Linked DNA regions of Mus musculus: region 1 is linked to region 2. Evidence: chromatin loops called from intact Hi-C (ENCODE). Cell type or tissue: heart. All regions are shown on one strand. Each heading gives the region's core, and the rest is flanking DNA. Links, peaks and the distances in the headings are about the cores only. Region 1 overlaps Tmed10 (transmembrane p24 trafficking protein 10). Region 2 holds the start of Gm40477 (a long non-coding RNA gene).

What was found. Hi-C counts contacts between places; a loop is a spot of excess contacts. Peaks named below come from ENCODE experiments on the same cell type or tissue, not always from the same donor. Only the 100,000 strongest peaks of a DNase experiment are listed, where the experiment ranks them.
Region 1: it touches region 2 in a loop (2.4-fold over the local background); 1 of 42 quality-filtered maps calls a loop at or near these places.

What each region holds. Positions count from the first base shown.
Region 1 is chr12:85,341,970-85,351,151 of GRCm38, forward strand. Tmed10 (transmembrane p24 trafficking protein 10) reads right to left here. Exons shown (of 5, transcript NM_026775.4): 3 at 8,834-8,907; 4 at 2,256-2,382; 5 at 1-1,580. The coding sequence ends at 1,459. Among named protein-coding and RNA genes, the nearest start is that of Nek9, 7.2 kb to the left of the region's middle. In heart, for the core only: a CTCF peak has its summit at 4,592 (motif pointing right); DNase peaks (open chromatin) are centred at 4,582 and 6,552.
Region 2 is chr12:85,433,329-85,442,510 of GRCm38, forward strand. Gm40477 (a long non-coding RNA gene) reads right to left here and starts at 3,129. Exons shown (of 3, transcript XR_872875.2): 1 at 2,814-3,129; 2 at 2,372-2,515. It also overlaps the pseudogene Gm46370. In heart, for the core only: a CTCF peak has its summit at 3,913; DNase peaks (open chromatin) are centred at 2,923 and 4,063; H3K4me3 peaks cover 997 bases; H3K27ac peaks cover 4,634 bases.

The DNA.
Region 1 (9,182 bases), core at 584-8,583, 91 kb before region 2:
TTTACTTATTTTTCCTGGTAGAAGTTATATGAAAAGTTCAAGCAACAACCCATTTGATAGAGGAACCCACACAGAACTCAACAGTGAAGTGAACAAATGACCCACATAGAAATGGGCAAAAGCCACCAACGGACATCTCACTGACAAGGACAGACAGATGGCAAACGACAAGAATGAGAAAGGATGCTCAACGCCATCTGCCATTAGGAAAATGCAAATTAAAACCATAATGAGATATTACAGGCATCCACTCAAGGGGAGAAGTTAAAATAGCAATGATAAAGACCACAGAGAATGTAGAGCTGTAACCTGCCATACAGCCACTCTAGACAGAGCAGGGAGGCTTCCTTTAGAACTCCATGTGCTTCCTACACAGCACAGCAACGGCCCTCTTAGGTATTTATCCCGGAGTGATGAAAACTTACATTCACCTAAGAACTTTAATAGTTAGGCCCAATCCCCAGGCCACCCACATGACCTTTAAGCACAATGCAGTACCATCCATAGCCTGGAGGAAAACCAGGATGTGCACCGCCTTGGAGAGGCACCTCATGGGAATTATGCTGAGTGGAGAAAGCCAACCTCCAAAGGTTACACTCTAGATGACCCATTTACATAACAGAGTTAGAGTTCAGAACAGGGCAGCAGATTAGGGAGCCAGAGCGGGGGGGGGGTGGGGGGGGGGGTGGAGAAGGGAGTGGCTAGCTGCAACACTGCAAATGAAGACCATGGGATGGAACTACTCTACCTGGAAATGATCGACAGGATCTACAAGTGATAAACTGGACAGAACTAAACACACATACACAAGGACTTCAAGCAGTTGAGCACAAACATTTTAATGGTCTAAAATGAGATTTTTTTAAGAGATTATCTACAGTTCAAAGCTCACCTTTTAATGTGTCCCACCCATGACCCTTTTAGGAGACATAAAATTATGAAGGATATCACCAGAAGCTATGTAAACATTTCATCTAAGGACCAAGAGAAGTTCAAGGTGTTTTCACAAGGAAACCAAAGAGACAACTGATATGAAAGAGCTGACCGCAGTCAGAGAAATCTTGGGAGGAGAACTAGAGTGAAGGACAAGGCGATGAGCAGGTGGGAGAGAAAAAGCAAACAGCTCAAACAGATCCTGTGAGGCGGGCGACCCAGGACGAAGGCTGGCTTTGGCGTTATCTAGGTAACCCCGGTTTGTTGTTTTGTTTTATTTTGTTTTCTTTCCATAGGCGACTTTAATAATCTTGTTGCAAAACCAGTCCAAATCCTACTGCATTAAAGTCCTCATTGACTTGTTGGGTATAGGTGGTGCCCATGTGCTCTCATACCAAAAGTATCAGTTCTGGCAAGAAAGCTCAGCTGTGCCTTGATGGTACTGTTAGTAGAATGGCCTTGGGCTAGGCCAGGCATGTCCCAGCGATGTTCTGCTGGCTCTAGGGGACAGAACACTGAGCCTCATTACTCTATCAACTTCTTGGCCTTGAAGAAGCGACGCAGGTAGAAGACCTGCCAGGTGGCTAGTCCAATGAGGCAGAACATGGAAAAGATGCTGAAGTACAGGACCCGGGTGTTCGTGGACTCTAAAGAAACAAAACAATGCAAAAACACTGTAAATGGAATGAAGTTAAGTTGCTTCAGTTTGGCTAAACAATGGCTAGGGCGTAAAGACAATTAGTTAGCCTCATTCTGTCCATAGGTCTCAGAGTTCAAACAATTAAAGCAAGCAAGCAAAAGTGAGTATGGTAACACACCTGTGATCTCAGCACTTGAGAGGCTAAGACAGGAGAATCCTGAATTCCAGGCCAGCCTGGGCTACATAGCAAGATCCCGATAAGAAACTCTAAAACTGTACTAATAGGATCTGAAAAACCTTATGCTGAGTTGGTAACTATAGCCGCCTCAGTGGTACACCACTTTCTTAGCATGCACAAGGCTCTGAGTTCCATCTCTAGCCCTGTTTCCTTTTGCTTTGTTTTTAATCCCATTTAAAATGTTAAAAATTACAAGTTGGTAATACTTTGCTACAAGCTAACCAAAAATATAGTCATTACATATCACCAAAGGAAATGTCATTCTTCTGAAAACCTAGCCAGCTGATTTACCTTTTAGTTACAATAGCCCTAGAGAAGCAATTTTATTTCCCTAAATCATATTCCACTTTTCCCAAACTGAGAAATGTGTACGTTAGCATTCAGTGTCCAGAATCTGTCTCCTTTACAGCTCACGCACTGAGAAATGAAAGCTACCCCACTCACCATTAGTGTCCCTCATCTCCTCTTCCCGCTTCTTCATGTAGGCAAAGTCATTAACAATGGACTCGGAAAGGTCCTCGAGCCGTCGTAACTCCACCTCCAGTGGTTTGAGTTTCTCGACTTTTGCAATCTGGAAAAGATCAGAATTGGATCCAACTCCCTGAAAAAACTGCTTAAGTAAAGAACATCAAAGCACAAAACAAAGCCATCTGGAGGAGCAGAGTCTCCTCCTTACAGCCTGCACTGCACTGCACCCGTAAAGAAGTAGTGAGGGCAGGAGTTAGCCAGTGTGGGAAGGAGCCCAAGAGAAGTGGGGGAGGGGTGTGAGCAGAATGCACCATCTACGAGTCTGTGTACACATTCAAATCTCTGTCAATCATTCTAAGATATTTTAAAATTTGGCTTTCTACCTTTCTCTACAAACTATATTTTTCCACCTTAGATCTTTAATTTTAATTAAGATTTCTTTAAGATGTGTGTAGTAGTGATTCATGTAAACCCAGCATTCAGAAGGCAGGAGCAGGGAGATCTCCAGGACAAGGTCAGCTGAGTGTATAAAAAAGACTTCACAACAAGGCTAGGGAGATGCTGTAAATGGCTCTGTGGTAAGATCACTTGCTATGCAAGCAAGAATACCTGCACTCATCTCCAGCATCCATGTTTTTAAAAGCTGGGCATGGTGATGCATTCTCGAAACTTCAACTTTGCATTGTAGGGTGGAGACACGAGGAGACAGAGCCTGTGCACCACTTCCAGCAAAACAGAACAGCTCAGTGGAAGGCTGTGAAGGAGGAGGTCCTGTCCCTCCACATTCCTGACTGTAGTACAGCACTTTACATTGCCCTTTCATCCTTTGGTAGGCAATTGACACTATAGCTAGCATGGCAGCTTCGAGAGTCATATTAGGTGAATGTAGGCAGAAGGAGGAAGCATGTGCTCCTGCAGTATCACAGAGGAGCTCAAAACCAAAACCAAAAACTAACAGGGTTTTGCATATCTAAGTCATACAACACTGGACTTGATTATGTTCAGAGCCAAGAGAAATCATACATTTGCTAAAAACGACCCTAAATCTACCTTGACCGCTCTTCAATTCCCTTCCAGAGGCAGCTACAGTTACCAACTCAGCATAAGGTTTTTCACACCCTATTAGAAGATAAACAGTGTACAGTTTTATAGCTTTTCTAGTTGAGAGTCCAGGGTTGCCATTCACCTAGTATTTATCTGCACAAAATTCCCCAAGGAAAGCTGGGAGCAGTGGGACATGTCTTTAATCTCAGCACCTGGGAGGCAGCAGCAGGCAGATCTCTGTGAGTTCAAAGCCAGTCAGGTCTGTATAGTGAGTTCCAGGACAGGCTACATGGTGAGATCTCGTCTCAACGAAACAACAACAAAAACAAAAAACTCAAAACCAAACAAATAAAAACCCCAAGGAAAAGGTACTAATAAGACATATAATAAACCAAGCGTAGTCTGCGTAACATCTTCCTCTTGCTCTGCACTTCCCTATCCAAAGCTTCCTGACTGAGACAGAGAGGCAACAGTATGAAACTTCTTAGACATCAATTATTTAAGGGTCCCTAAATAGAAACTTGCAAAAAGGAACTGGAACTGAAACTGTGGTTGTGCTCCAACAGCTAGAAATATATATATATATATATATATATATATATATGCATTACACTATTATATTTTTATATAATAAATACACACACGCCGGTACTTGGGAGGTAAATCAGGAGGATCTGAGGCTCTAGAGCAGCTGTGGCTACCACACAATAAGTCTACAGAGAGCCTAGGCTACATGAGACCCTAATTAAAAACCAACCAACCAACCAACCAACCAATAAATAAATGGATGGATAAAAGGTGAACTATTATACTAGGTCAGCAGGGTCTGGTTAGATTTCTCAGACTAGCAAGGTTAGAGAATGGTCCAGTTCTCCACTGCTGCTACTCTCATGCTTGCAGGCAAAAGCATAAAACCTTAAAAGAAATTCCAAGTGCGTCCTCCAGGAGACCCTCTTCACTTGCCCAGGACTAAACACTAGTCAGTTCAAATATAAAAAGTAAACTCTCAAGGCTGGGACCAAGCTTCACGAGCATACACAAAGCCCTGGGTTTGAGCCCCAGTGCTGCAAGTAAGTAAACTTAACACTTGTTTAAAAGAAAATGAAAACCTACCACCACCCCCAACAACTGTTCCGCTTGTCTAAATGCCTGACTTAATGCTCCAAGTTCTAGAAGAACACCAGCTTGTATGTTTCATGAAGACAGCCCAGTACTCTGCTTTTTTCTTCCAAGGCAGAAAATAAGGCAGGCCATGACAATGTGAAACAAATATTCCACTAGGGGGTGCCGTTCTCCTGATATATTGTGTATAGCCATTAAATAATCACAGAGTATTAGAGGAACTAGGTACTCATTTTATGGGTCCATCACTTTACAGAGGAGGAAACTAAGCATTCCACAGAAACTCACTTTTTAGTGGCAGACTACAATTTTCAGTGGCAGACCCGATTAGACTAAGATGGGCTCTGGAATCTCTAGCCAGGCACCTAGTATGCAGCACTGGCTTCAAAGGAGCCCATTTTCTCAAGTACTGTGGCTCCTTAAGCAAGTGCTTTGTGATCAGAGTACTCTGCATCCTTTCTCCATAAAGCCCACTGCCCAGAGAAAGCCCTCAACATCTACCACTCTAACGTGACTAGTTCATATTGCTTAGAAAAAACTTAAAGCTATGTGGACTTTCCCTGTCTATGTACCTTCAGAGCATCAATAAATTAAGCTTTTCCTAAAATGCATCTATGCCTGCCACTCTGATGCCACAGCTTAAATCCAGAGAGTACCCAGACTCATCTGAGAGGTACTGAGATCACTAATCTGCAAGCAAACAACTAAAACTAAATAAGCTCAACTGCTTCCAGATCCACAGGAAAGCCTCCTGTTCCAGTCAAATTAATCTGCTACCTTCATGGCCTGCCTCAAAAACCCAAATCAGTTCCTATAAGCTCCAAAGGCTAAACAATAAATGTGAGGGACATGAAGTCTAACACAGGTAAACAGAAAGAACAAGATTCAAGGACCAATCTCCAGCACAGGGGAGGTGCACCAATCACAAGCCTGTTCACAGCAGTTCAGAGGGCCAAGAGGCTGCCCGAGCTGGCTTCACATAGCAGTGCCAACCCCAGGCACTGAACCTGAAAGCTCTCATTGAGAGTGTCCAGGATGGTTCTCCATTAGCCTCCGTTCCAGTGCCTTACTCCTGTCCTGTCCTGTCCTGTCCCGTCCTGTCACTTAGACTGTGCCACTGGTACAGGGAAGCAGAGCCCTCCTTCCTATGGCACTCAGAACACTTGGTTCTGGTTTTCTTTCTTTAGCTGTGGCCTCAACTATGTTTGGGGGCACCTTCTGATAGAACGGCAGGCTTAATAGAATCTAGTCAAAACAGGACTTCCTCCTATTGAAAATTCGGACATCTACAAAAAGAAAGGTCACACGCAGTCAGGAGTTAGGGGACAAGCTGCCTTTGTCCCCCCAGTTACACAATCAGGGAGTCTATCTCTGCAAACAGCTACTCCAGTTCACGAAAGAACAAGTTGCTTTAAAAACAAAATTAGGGGGAAAAAAAAGGGTAGATTTGCATCCTGAAGATATAGAGATGCTGCCATCTAAGGAGCAGAGGCAAGGCAGTAGCAGAAGTCCTTGAGACACAAGGGACCAAGCATAGATGGTCCCTTGTGTCTCTTTCAGTGTACAGTGTTCTTTCTCTTTATATTACAGCCAGTATTTGTCTCCCAAGTATAAAATACTTTATATTAAGACTATATAACAATTTTACTAAGTCCCTCCTAACATTTCACACAGGCTACTGTGCTGCTCTGTCCCACTATGACGACACTGAGTAAGCTGGCCGTGGTGATACAGGCTGGCAGGCCTAATACCTCAGAGGCTGCGATGGAAACGATTGAAGGTTTGAACTCACCTAGGGGCCTACACAGTTGAGTTCCAGGCCAGCCTGGGCTACATGGCGAGGTTCTGTCTCAAACAATAAGACATTACTGCATGCTACAGGACAGCAGAGGACTTCGGAACTGAGTCCACATTCTTGAGATGTTGGATGTGAAGGAAGTTAAAGGGACTGATTTTGGCCTGTCATGGCTACTCTAGGCCTTTGCCTCAATCTGTGCTGGTGTTGGGAGCTGAGAGGAGGGAAGTCATTAAAGAAAGTGGTGGGGAAGAGTTCGTGGTTAGGAAGCAGAACCTTAGAGCTGTGTTGTAATCATGTGCGTAAAAAGCTTAGGACATGCCAGACATCCGAAGCAGGAAGCAGGCAAAGGAAGCGATGTAGTTCCTTTCCTCTAGGGATTCCCCTCTTAGATTAAGCAGAAGGTCAAAAAAGATGAAATTCTTGTCCAGTGTTAGTAACACCTAAGGATACCGGAAATGCCAGGAATTGTGATTCCTGTGGTATGTGGTATGACAGCGGCATTCATACCATTCTTTATACAAAGCCATAGTAACGCCATTGTTTTGGGGAGAGTATGCTATATCTCGGGTTTAGCAGGGCTTCAGTACCCTGTTATTTAATACACAGATGCTTAATGACAGAACAAAGTTACAAGTCATATAGTAGGAAGCAATGTCTCTGTTTCATAGACTGAGCCAAGGGTAGAAAAAGCAGCAGTAACAACACAGTGCAAGCACTGTACCTATTCTTGTAATCCAAAAGAGCTATATCTTCAACACTCCAAGGCTCAGGGAACACAGTGGGAGAGTCAGAAGAAATGTAAGCTCTAGTGGACACGGGGTGCTGTGAAATGCTGTGTTTTAGACATGACATGGCCCTAGTGAACATGAACTCACAGCAGCTATACAAGACCTGAACAAGATCAAGCTAGTCAAAATTCCAGCACAGATAAGGGAAGGTCTCAGGAGTGCACAGCCTAGCTGAGGACCTACTGCCTGTAGATGGCTGTGTTCTTTGGGAGTGTGGTCACTGGTAGGTGCCCATGCCCCATAGCCATGTGCATAGGACATTACTAACCAGACCAGTAGTCACAACACCTGAGGGCGTGTGTCGAAGGATCCTTTCATGGGGTCACCTAAGACCATCAGAATACACAGATATTTTCATCACAATTCTAATAGTAGCAAATTAGTTATGAAGTAGCAACAAAAATAATTTTTTGGTTGAGGTCACCACAACATGAGGAACTTTATGAAAGAGTTGCAGCATTGGGAAGGTTGAGAACCACTGAATTAGACTCAGTGAGCTATAAAAAAGAAGACATGAAGTTAAGAGACATGTCTGAGAGGGTCTGGATGTAGTCAAAATGCATTGTGTGTGTGTGTGTATATATATATATATATATATATATAAAATTCCTCAAAAAATTTTTTCCAGGCATTTTATATCTCATAATAACAGTTTAACAGTTATCTTATAACAGTCAATAAGATTCTTCAGAATCTTGAAAAGTTAAGATTTCACTTTCTGTGTGGTGGTGGCACACACCTTTAATCCAGAACTTGGGAGGCAGAGGCTGGTGGAGCCCTGTGAGTTCAAGGCCAGCCTGGCCTGCAGAGTGAGTTCCAGGACAGCCAGGGCTACACAGAGAAACGCTGTCTTGAGGAACTGGAAAACTTGTGTTTTCACTTTTAAACTCATCAGTTAAAGAGGCTCTCTAAACAAGCCTGGAGATACAAGCACTTTAGCCTCCACTGGGAACTGTCTGATATCCGTTACTGTATCACTGCTTGCTCTAGCGACTACTTCCAAGGAACTTTGGTTTCACTCAATTGAACACAAGAACAAGAAAAAAAGAGGAAAAACTTTGTGGACTTATAGTTACTTCCTGATGCACATATGGCCAATCACTTCCTGTCTGCTTCCAATTTAGGACATTTTCCTCCCAAAATCTTGACGAGCCATGTCTGTTCATCATTTTTCAAATTCTACCTAATCACTTTAAGCAACGTTTTTTCATATAGTTAGGATACACCAAACTATATTATATATCATTCTGTAATACTTCCTACCAGAATAAAATGTCTGACTCTCTTACAGCTCTTTGTACCACCCAGCCTTCCTCCTTTACTTTAACTGGAAGTTATTTTTTAGCGATTGTTTCTCAAAAAACAGCACAGCTGTTCAAGACTAACCAGCGTTTGAGTCTAAACCCTAAGATATACACCTACTTGTTTTAGAGAAGAGAAGGGGATGATATTAGGAATTAAAAAACAAAAAACTTTCTTTTGACAGAATTCTATTTAAAAGTGTGTGTGTGCATGTTTGTGTGTGTTCTGCCCCAGAATGCTAATGGCATGACTGAACTCTACCATAGCAACACGCAACTGTACAGACAGCTGGTTTAGTTCATTGGTTATAATCACAGCCAGAATTATTTGTTCAAGTCTGTTAATACAACCTTTTGTATTACCAGGACCATAGCTGGTTGTCACATGGCTGCTGAGAAAACCACAACCTTGTGGGCCAAGTGTGGCCACTGGCCTGATTAGGTCACAGAAGCCTCCAGCCCCGAGCGTTCCTCCCTCCTGTCTGTTGGAGCAGTACATACCTCTTCATAATTTTTCGCCTCTACTCCATGCTTCATGTCTAGAATCACGAGTTGGTCAGGTATCCGCCCTGTTCCTGAGAAAGAAATCAAAAGATTCATTGTGCAGAATACTTAAAATTCCGGGAAATCACCCACCCACCCTCCCTCTCCCTAACCCCTATCTGCTCAATAGAAGGAAACAGTCATAACTCCGCCCCCCCATTCTGCAGCAGCAAAGTCCTGGCTAAAATCACCAACACTGCAGACAAAGCCTCCATCTGTGCTTGGTGCTGGAAAGCAAGCAGGGCATGCTGCTGGCAAACATCTTGAGCAGGGCACAGAGACTGACTGGTACAGAGGGCAGACTGGG
Region 2 (9,182 bases), core at 414-8,413:
TAAACATGATGCATACCAGAGGCAGAAATCTAAAGGGCCACCTGAGTGTCCTGTCCCCTAGGACCAGGGAGGGAAGGACAGGCGTCAGGGAAAGTCACATTTCACTGTGCATCATAGAATACATTTTTTTTTTTTTTTTTGGTTTTTTGGTTCTTCGAGACAGGTTTTCTCTGTATAGCCCTGGCTGTCCTGGAACTCACTCTGTAGACCAGGCTGGCCTCGAACTCAGAAATCTGCCTGCCTCTGCCTCCTGAGTGCTGGGATTAAAGGCATGTGCCACCACGCCCGGCTTAGAATACATTTTTTAAAATAAATTTGAAGCTTATGTTTATTTCATGTGTAAGAGTATTAGCCTGCATGTATCTATATGTGCCACAGGTGTGCCTGATGCCCTGTGAAGTCCGAGGGCCTTGGAACTGGAACTAGAGTTACAGATGATTGTGGACCATCCTAAGGATGCCGGGGAGCTAACCAGGCTGCCTTGCTAGAGTTGCCAGGGCTCTTAACCACTGAGCCATCTGTCCAACACGGAAGAATGAGTTTAAGTTCCCTGGGTTAGCAAAGAAGGGGAGTCAGGGCTGTGGGGGTGGGGAGGTAGGGCTGATTAGCCAGAGTTGTTCTTGAGCAAAGGGGGATAAAGGAACAGGATGCAGGATACATGATATATTCAGCAGCAAAGGGGCTATGAGAGGGGCTGGTGCCCAGCTGGGAAGCAAGGGGCCACAGAAAGGGTAGGCAAATCCCCTGCACTCTCAATTAGTTCTTTGTCTCTATTCACGATGACCACACAAGGTAGGCTGAAAGACTGAAGCTGCCCAACAGCAGGAGCTCCACTTTGAAGCTTCCCACACTCCATTGCTCTATCCTGTCTACAGCCCAGCTCCTGAGAGACGTTCCTTCCTCCCAAGTGGGGGTCTGCTGAGCTCAGGCATCAGGCCGGCTCATCACAGCTCTGTTGGTCTACTAAGTATCCATGCTCACTCACATCACACCCTGCCTTACAAAGGCGAGCAGAGCTTTGCCTACTGAGTCAGTTTCGGGGAAGCGTGGAGAAGCCAGAGCACAGCAGATCAGAGAGGAGCAGAAGAAACCAGAGATGCCTCTCAATCTATGTAACAATAAAGAGCTAGAGGGAACGGGTGGACAGTGTATCTGAGAGGGGTCTTGGTAGCTATAAGATTTGGGGTGCCAAAAGTGAGGAATTGGGGGGGTGGTCAGATCTCTCTCCTCCCAGCCCCCTTTTCTATCCCCTCTTCCACTCTCTTCCTTTCACTTTTCCTCCCCGGTTTCCCTCCTCACCCGTGATCTCTCTTTGGATACAGACTCTAATTCTACATCCCAGGCCAGAATGGCCTGGAAGTCATTATGTAGCTTAATCAGGTCATTTTTATTGCTAAATTACTAATTAAAAATGGGAGATCTGGGTTGGCTCATGACTCAGTGCATAGGCACTCGCCACCAAGCCTGATGATCTGCATTTGATTCTCAGATCCCATACGGTGAAAGAACAGAGCCAACTCCCACAGTTGTCCTCTGACCTACACACACACACACGCACACACACACACACACACACACACACACACACACACACACACTAACTGTAAGGAAAAACTTGGAGGGGGTTCTTATAAAAAGCTGTTTAAGCTAGATGGAGTGGTGCACACCTGTAATCCCAGCAGTGCAGTCAGAGGCAGGGGGATCGTGGATATTGGTTGATGTTATATAGTAAGTTTGCCACCTTGGAAAATCAAAAATGACAACCAGATGTGGTGGTGACACGCCCTTAATCCCAGCACTCAGGAAGCAGGGGCAGGCATAGCTCTGAGTTCTAGGCCATTCTGGTCTACATAGTAAGTTTAAACCAGCAAGAGATACATAATGAGACCATGCCTAAAAATATAGTATATATTATTAATCATATGTGTATTGCTTTGATTCTGAAAGCTGATATTAATCTGTTCTTGGGCCCCACAAACATTTACCTAGAATTTATTTTGGCTTTAGTCAGGGATCAGTAAACCATGTCCAATGGTTAAATATGTTTAAAGGAGGCCCAAAGACAGAAAGTCCCCCCAAATGAACGTGTAATAGCAGACTTTGAGTGTCTATAGACCGGGAGCATGCTTGGCTTGAACAAAGCCTGGGTTTCAATCCCTAGCAGTCAAGACAGAGCAAAACAACCACAAATAAACAACCATCGACTCATCCCGTATAGCCTGTACTATTTTTCTGGTCTCTGGGGTCAGCCTGGAGGTAGTACCTGGTTGGTATTCACTGATGCAGTAACAAACCATATATATATGTCAAAAGGTTCTACCCAGCCTCCTCTCAGACAGAGCAAAAAGCTGGATATCTCTGCCCACCACACCTGAGAGCAGTGTTTATGGCTTCCAGACGAGGTCAAAGCCCCAAAGGCCACAGAACAGCAGAGTTTCCTTTTCCATCCTCATTTCTCTCTCCCCTTGACTTCTTGGCAGTCTTTTAACCTCCAGATTCCATGTGTTTGGTTCAGCTGAAAGCAAAACAAAACACAGTCAGGCTTATCTGTTTGCAGAAAGAGGTTTCAAAGGGGCCAGCCTTCCCACTCCTTGGGTCAGAGAGAAGTGTGTGGGTCCGAGAAAAGAAACTGCAAGGTAAACTTGAGACCGGTACGGGAACCAACTTCCTTCCAAATAGCCTGAAACATCTCCTGCATAGTCCCACACAGCCAAGCTCCTTGCTATCAGCTCCCAGGCCAGTCTTTTCACACGCTGTCCTCAGAGCAGGTCTCTACATGGCATACATTTACACCAACGAACACCCACACGCACACACATACACACACGGCTCCGTCTGGTGACAGATTGGGGTCTGAAAAATCTGGCAGCCTTCTCAGCTGATGGCAGAGTGTTGAGTCTGTTCTGTCTCCCTGGAGTCCCTCTGCACACGCAGGTGCACGTCAGCGCCTGCTCTAATTTTATCCCTGGCTGATGGAGGAGACTAACTGAGCAGCAGGGAAGATGCTATTTTGGGTCTCTCTGCAGCTCTGGGTTATATAAAGCCTATTGCCGTGACCTGCATTGCTTTGAGGCTGAGTCTCACTCTTGAGCATGCTGTCATAATATGTCATCAGCTCAGACACACACACACACACACACAGAGCTCTTGGGGAATGAGGAGAGGTGTGTGCTGAGGAGGAGTGTGTGTGTGTGTGTGTGTGTGTGTGTGTGTGTGTGTGTGTTCCTGCCAGCTTGACTATACTATCCGGTAAGGGCATTGTAAGGGAAAGAGGCTTGTTCTGGAAGGAAATAGAAAGCTCTTTCTGATGGAGAAACATGAGGGTCTGGCTTTGAGCTTTAGGACAGAATGTTTTGTGAGCTGATGTTGTAGGTCTGCTGTTGGCATGGTGATAACAATTTCTATTTTGGTAACTCTTTTCATTTTAAAGGAACCTAAGGGGCTCGTGAATTATACACAAACGGTTTTGCTTTGGAATGGTAGGATTTTTTTTTTTTATCTGACATTAGCAGCTGCTGCTGCATGAACAAACGAGATGGTCTCTTTTGGAGATGGGCCGTGACAGAAGATTGCCTTGCCCACACCAATGGGGATAATCTCGCTTGGAAAGTTTTTCCTTATAGGTCAAAACATCCCTCACATTGCTGGGAATTTGTCCACCTTCTTAAAGATTCCCGCTCGCTTGATTCAATCAGCTCTATAGACAAACTGTCTTTGGACTTCCTCTGAGATTAAATCTTTTCTTTTTAGATATATACATTTTGATAGATGAACATATAACAGAATCTCACTAGGACACCCTTGAAAGTACTAGGGTGTTCTCAAACTGTGTGTCATTCACACAAAGCTAGAGTGACAGGGCTCAGAGAGCTTCTCCCAGTCTGTCCTGCTTCCCATAACCAGCAGGGTGAGCAGACGACGACCGTTCTCAGTGAGCCACACGTTTCCCGTTCTTAATCTCCATGGGCATGCTCTGAGTGACATGACGGGACCCATAAGGTATTGCCCAGGGGCACACAGACTTGGCAGGTTCAAATCTTGGCTTTGGGAGCTGCCAGAATGGGAGGCCCAGGGCCAGGGCTCCTGCTGTTGGTTTGGTTCCCGTCATTGGCAGCAGCTGTGGCCATGGAGTTCCCATAAGTCGTAACTTGACGGCTGCCTTATTTCTCAGCTGCCCTTTGAAAGGAGTTGATCCTCCTTTCCCACTGGCCGAAGCGCTTCTGAGGATTTCTGGAAAGAATAACCTAAAGCTTTCCACAAAGAAAGCCAGGGGAGTCTGGCAATTAGCGCCAAAAGGCAGAAAGGAGCGGGGCCCCAGAGAGTTCTAGTGCCGGGAGCAGCTAAGAGAAGGAGGAAAGGGAAGTGGACCAGAATCAAAGACAGGGTTCGCAGGGGCCGGATGGGGAAATGAAGCCAGGAATGGGGAAGGTACAGATGAATCACTCTGTGGCTTATTAATAATGGACTTGGGTGGAATTTGGACACGTGTGCCCTCCTTTCCCCTTCTTCCAGGCTGGGAGGTGGCCCCTCACCTTGGTGAACTACTTAATGCCTTTCATCTACCCCTGCCCATTAATGAGTCAGTATCAGTATCTCTCTGTGTCTGTTTGTCTCTGTGTGTCTCTTTTTCTGTGTCTTTGTCTCTGTCTCTATGTCTGTCTCTCTGTGTCCTGTGCCTCTGTCTCTCTGTCTGTGTCTCCGTGCCTATCTCCCCTGAGCCCCTTATTATACAACCCAAACTAGCCTCGAACTTATACTCCTGCCTCCGTTCCTCATTACTCCATTCCCCTCAGGAGCAGGCCTGAATACACTGCCATCAGACATGGAGTTCTGAGGCCTGCAGCCTAAGTCTCTGAGTTGTTTGTTTGTTTGTTTGTTTTGAGACAATGTCTTGCTCTTTGTATCCTTGGCTAGCCTGGAGCTTGCAATGTCGAACTAAATTAGCTCCAAACTCACAGAGTTCTGCCTGCCTCTGCCTCCTGCATGCTAAGATTAAAGCGTGCATTCCATCATTCTTGGCTCTGGCTTAACTTTTATAGTCACCTTCCCGAGTAACTCATCCCTGTGAAAGTCTCCAGGTCGCTCCTTACCACCTTACACTGATCGTTCTCAACTCTCTTGTCTTCTGTGTGTGTGAGTATAGACTGTTCCATCTGTCTGGAATGCCCTTCCTATTGTTGTTGTTAGTAGTATCTGTGTGAGTGCGCCCGTGCAATGTAGCCAAGGCTAGCTTCAAACTTGTTATCCTCTGACTCAGCCTCCCAGATATTAGAGTTAAGGTGTGCTATCATGTTTTTTTTTTTTTCCTGGAAAATTCCCATTTTTTTTCCTTCTGATGCTGACTCAAATAAGTTGTTTTAACTCTTCCTGCCCTGGGTCAGGAGCTCTCCGCTGGCATGTTTGTTTGCCTTTTGCCTGAGTACTTAGTTGAGTACTCTGCAGCCCACCGGGACCATGGGCATCTAGATTAGTTCTCACTTAGTCTACCACTCAGGCTGCCCAGCAAGTATCTGTTGAATGAATGACTGCATTGAGCAGAAGCCACATTTCCGCAGTAAAGTTTCCTCTGTGTCACAGGAGCTAGAGACTGAGCTTGCGGGCAGTGTCAGTGTGCTTTGTCTTGAGAAATCTGACAAAGAATATAGGACGTCCTGAGTTATCTGCCTCCAAACCCTAAGGGGAGGGACAACAACAGAGATAGTCAATCACTGTGTTACACGGGTGCTATGCTGCGCGAGATGGCCCATGTGACCAATCAGCATCTGCCTTTTCTGTGCCCCGTCCCAACTAATTCATGGAGTAGAGTGTACAACGTGCATATGGATCTCACAGTCCTTTCCAGAGAGCGCCATGCTCCCACCATGCCATACTTCAGTTCCACCACGGATCTACCCAACCAGTCATGACTCTACCATGAGCATCAGAACTTCCAGCCAGTGCGACCCGGTGCTGCATATCAGTGATCCCAGGGATTCGGGAAGCCGAAACAGGACCATTGCAAGCTGAAGGCCTACCTGAGTGGCTTAGCAGGACTCTCCCAAAATAAAAAATAAACGAGGGAGTGCCAGGGCTGAAACTCAGCAGTAGAACTTGCCTAGCACGAGTGAGGTTGGGTTTAAGTCCCAGGACGTGGGTAGATGATGGTGGTGAGGACGTCATAGCTCCATCACTGGGCTGGCTGCCATCTCTGCCCAGGTCACACCCTAACGATGCTGGCCTCAGGGACTGAGGCACAGGAGAAAGTGTGGAGCACCCAGTGCTTGACCCAATTACACCAAACCAGGGTCAAGGAATTCATCAATTCTAGGGACATCTGAGATGTATACATCTAAAAAAGCCAAGGGAAGACCAGAGGAAACCCCCAACTACAAATTGGGTTTGTAAATGCATTATTTAATTTAGGTTACTTAATTTAACCTCTGATACACGTGATGGGAATAATTTTGTGATGGCATATCATCAATGTGTGCATGCACATACACATAAATATTACCCTAAACCCTTTGCTCTCACACTCAGAGATGCCTCCTGAAGGTAGAACCAGGGTGGTAGTATCCCAGGAGTAAACTGGCTGTGGGAACGTGGGCATAGAATTGGCATCTGGGAGAAATTTTCAAAATTTTAAACAGTTCCTTTTGAGGCTTATGCATCTCGACAGCTCTCCTGCTTTGACAGAGAGGAGAAAAGAGCAGCCATGTGATCGGGAGCCTGCAGGAAAGAGGTTGGAAGAGGGCTGATACCCTAGTCCATGGCTTTACAACAGCTGCAGGGGCTGGAATAGTTCACTTTAAATGAGATGACGCTGGGCCACTTAGGGGAAAGAGAGAAGATCGGAAGACAGAGAGGGTGGGTATTAAAGAGAAGGGACACAGAGAGGGTGGGTATTAAAGGATTATGTGTTTTAGGCCGTGTTACCATCACCCAGAAAGGCATGTACTTCAACTGCCAAGAAACTAATAATGAATTGGAACACCATCCAGGGATGAGAGCAAGTTAAAACAATAGCTCCTGTGCTCAACCTGTGTGCTATTTCAAGATCAGCAGTTAACTGGCTTTTCGGGGCACAATGGGCAAAAACCAGGATAGGATCCTGTGTTGTCATTTAAAGACTTTCTTTTTAATTTGTGTGTTTATTTTGGTTTGTGGGGTTGGGGGGAGAGAATCTCAGGTAGTTGTCTTCAAATTTGCTATGTATCCAACAATGGCCTTGAATTACTGATCCTCCTACCTCAGACTCTGGGATTTTAAAGGTCTGTGCCCCCACACTGAGCAATCTGATCTTGATTTTTTTTTCAGAATATGAAAATTTATTACCGTGTTTCCATTGTTAAACTTTATGATCTTGGCCTTTCTTTCTTGCCTTTGTATAGAGCCAAAACATTGGGAAATATTGGCTACTTTAACCACCTTAAAGAGGACTCCAGGAATATCACCTACAGCATGACCTTTTCGACCAAATCTAGCAACCAGAACTTCGTCATTTTCCTCAATGAAGTTCCATCATTGGGTATGAACGTTGTGATCTTCTTGCCGTTCTTAATGAGCTGCACCCTGACACACTTCCTGATGGCAGAATTTGGCTGTTTGGCCTCAACCCCTACTTTTTCCAGCACAATTCCCTTTGCATGAGAGGCACCCCCAAACGGATTGGCCTTCAGGGCTGTGCCCAAGTGGGCTTTCTTGTACTGCTTATCATGCTACTTCTGGTCCTGTCGGTGACTGCAGAGCTTCCGGGCAGTTCAGAGACCACGACACTTGCCCATCATGCTGGCGCCAGGCCCAAAAGAAAGAGATTTTTTTTTTTAGGACAGTGTCTTACTGTGTAGCATCAGCTAGCCTAGAATGTAGACCAGGCTAGCTCAAACTCACAGAATCTGCATGCCTCTGCTTTGGAAGTGCTGGGATTAAAGGTGTGAGTGACCTTGTTATCTGATCCATCTTTAAAGGGTCAAACAACTGGGCTCTTTACAGTCAGGGTACCCGTTGGCTTTCTACCTGTTCTGCTGAATGTCTTATACCGGTCACCTCATGCAAGCCTCACACCTTTACCGCATACCCCCCCCAAGTAGGTAAGCATCCCCCTTTAACTGCTGGGCAAACACGCCCTGAACCCACTGCGAAGTTAAATAACATGCCTAAGGCCACAGATTTTGTGAATGACAAAGCTAGGATCTGAACAAAGACAGACTGGCTCCAGATCCCAAAATCGGATCCCAAATCAGCAACCATCACTCTGTACTGCCCTGGATGTAACCAATAAACATATAAACAACAAAACAACAACCACAACGATGACAAAAAAAACCCTGACTATTGGTGCTGCGCAGGGTGTGGGTTCCACCCCAGTGTGGCAGATGAGAGCAGATGTGTGGAAATCCTGTGTATGAACGTCAGCATGACATCACTGGGGATGAACGCTTATGAATCCAGGTCAGCCGTGTCACCCGCAAAGCTTCACAGCCTCTCCACACAGCACTGGGATGAGTCTCACTACTGGATGCCCTGCCCTTGAGTAGTCAACAAGTGCTCCCTTAATGTGTTCACTCAGTTAATGTGCCTTGAGCACTTAGCCCGAGCCTGGCAAGCCATACTAGGCTCCGGAAATAAAAATGGGCCTGATACATAGTCCCTCCCCAACATGTCTGGAGCGGTGAGGGCAGGTACCCTCAACCAACGACCAAACGGGCTTGAAGCTTAGCGATACTCTGAGGCTAATGCCACCCACTGTCCCTTCATCCTCTGAGGATGCTATTGTTTTCTACATGTCTTGGGATCGATTGGTCACTAACTTACTGGGGTGTCATCCCTGCAAACCACCTTGCCTACAGATGTTTTGCAGACAACAACTTGAGGTTAGTTTCTGTTTTTGTTTTTGCTTTTTCCTCAGTGACCGGGGAGTGAAGTGGAGGTAGGAGACCGCAACAGGGTCTCATGTAACCCAGACCTACTTCCAACTTGATATGTAGCTAAAGCTAGCATTGAACTCTTGGTCTTCCCCCCACCTCTGCCTCCTTGAGGCGTGTACCACTTTGCCATCCAAGAGCTTGACTGTCTCATCTAGAAAGTGATATGAGGTGATGACAAAGATGATGGTCAGATGAGAGATAACTGTGAACAGAATGTGTAACATCGGCCCACGGTGGTTTAGTTAAATATGCACAAACGGGCATCTTCGGCTAAGT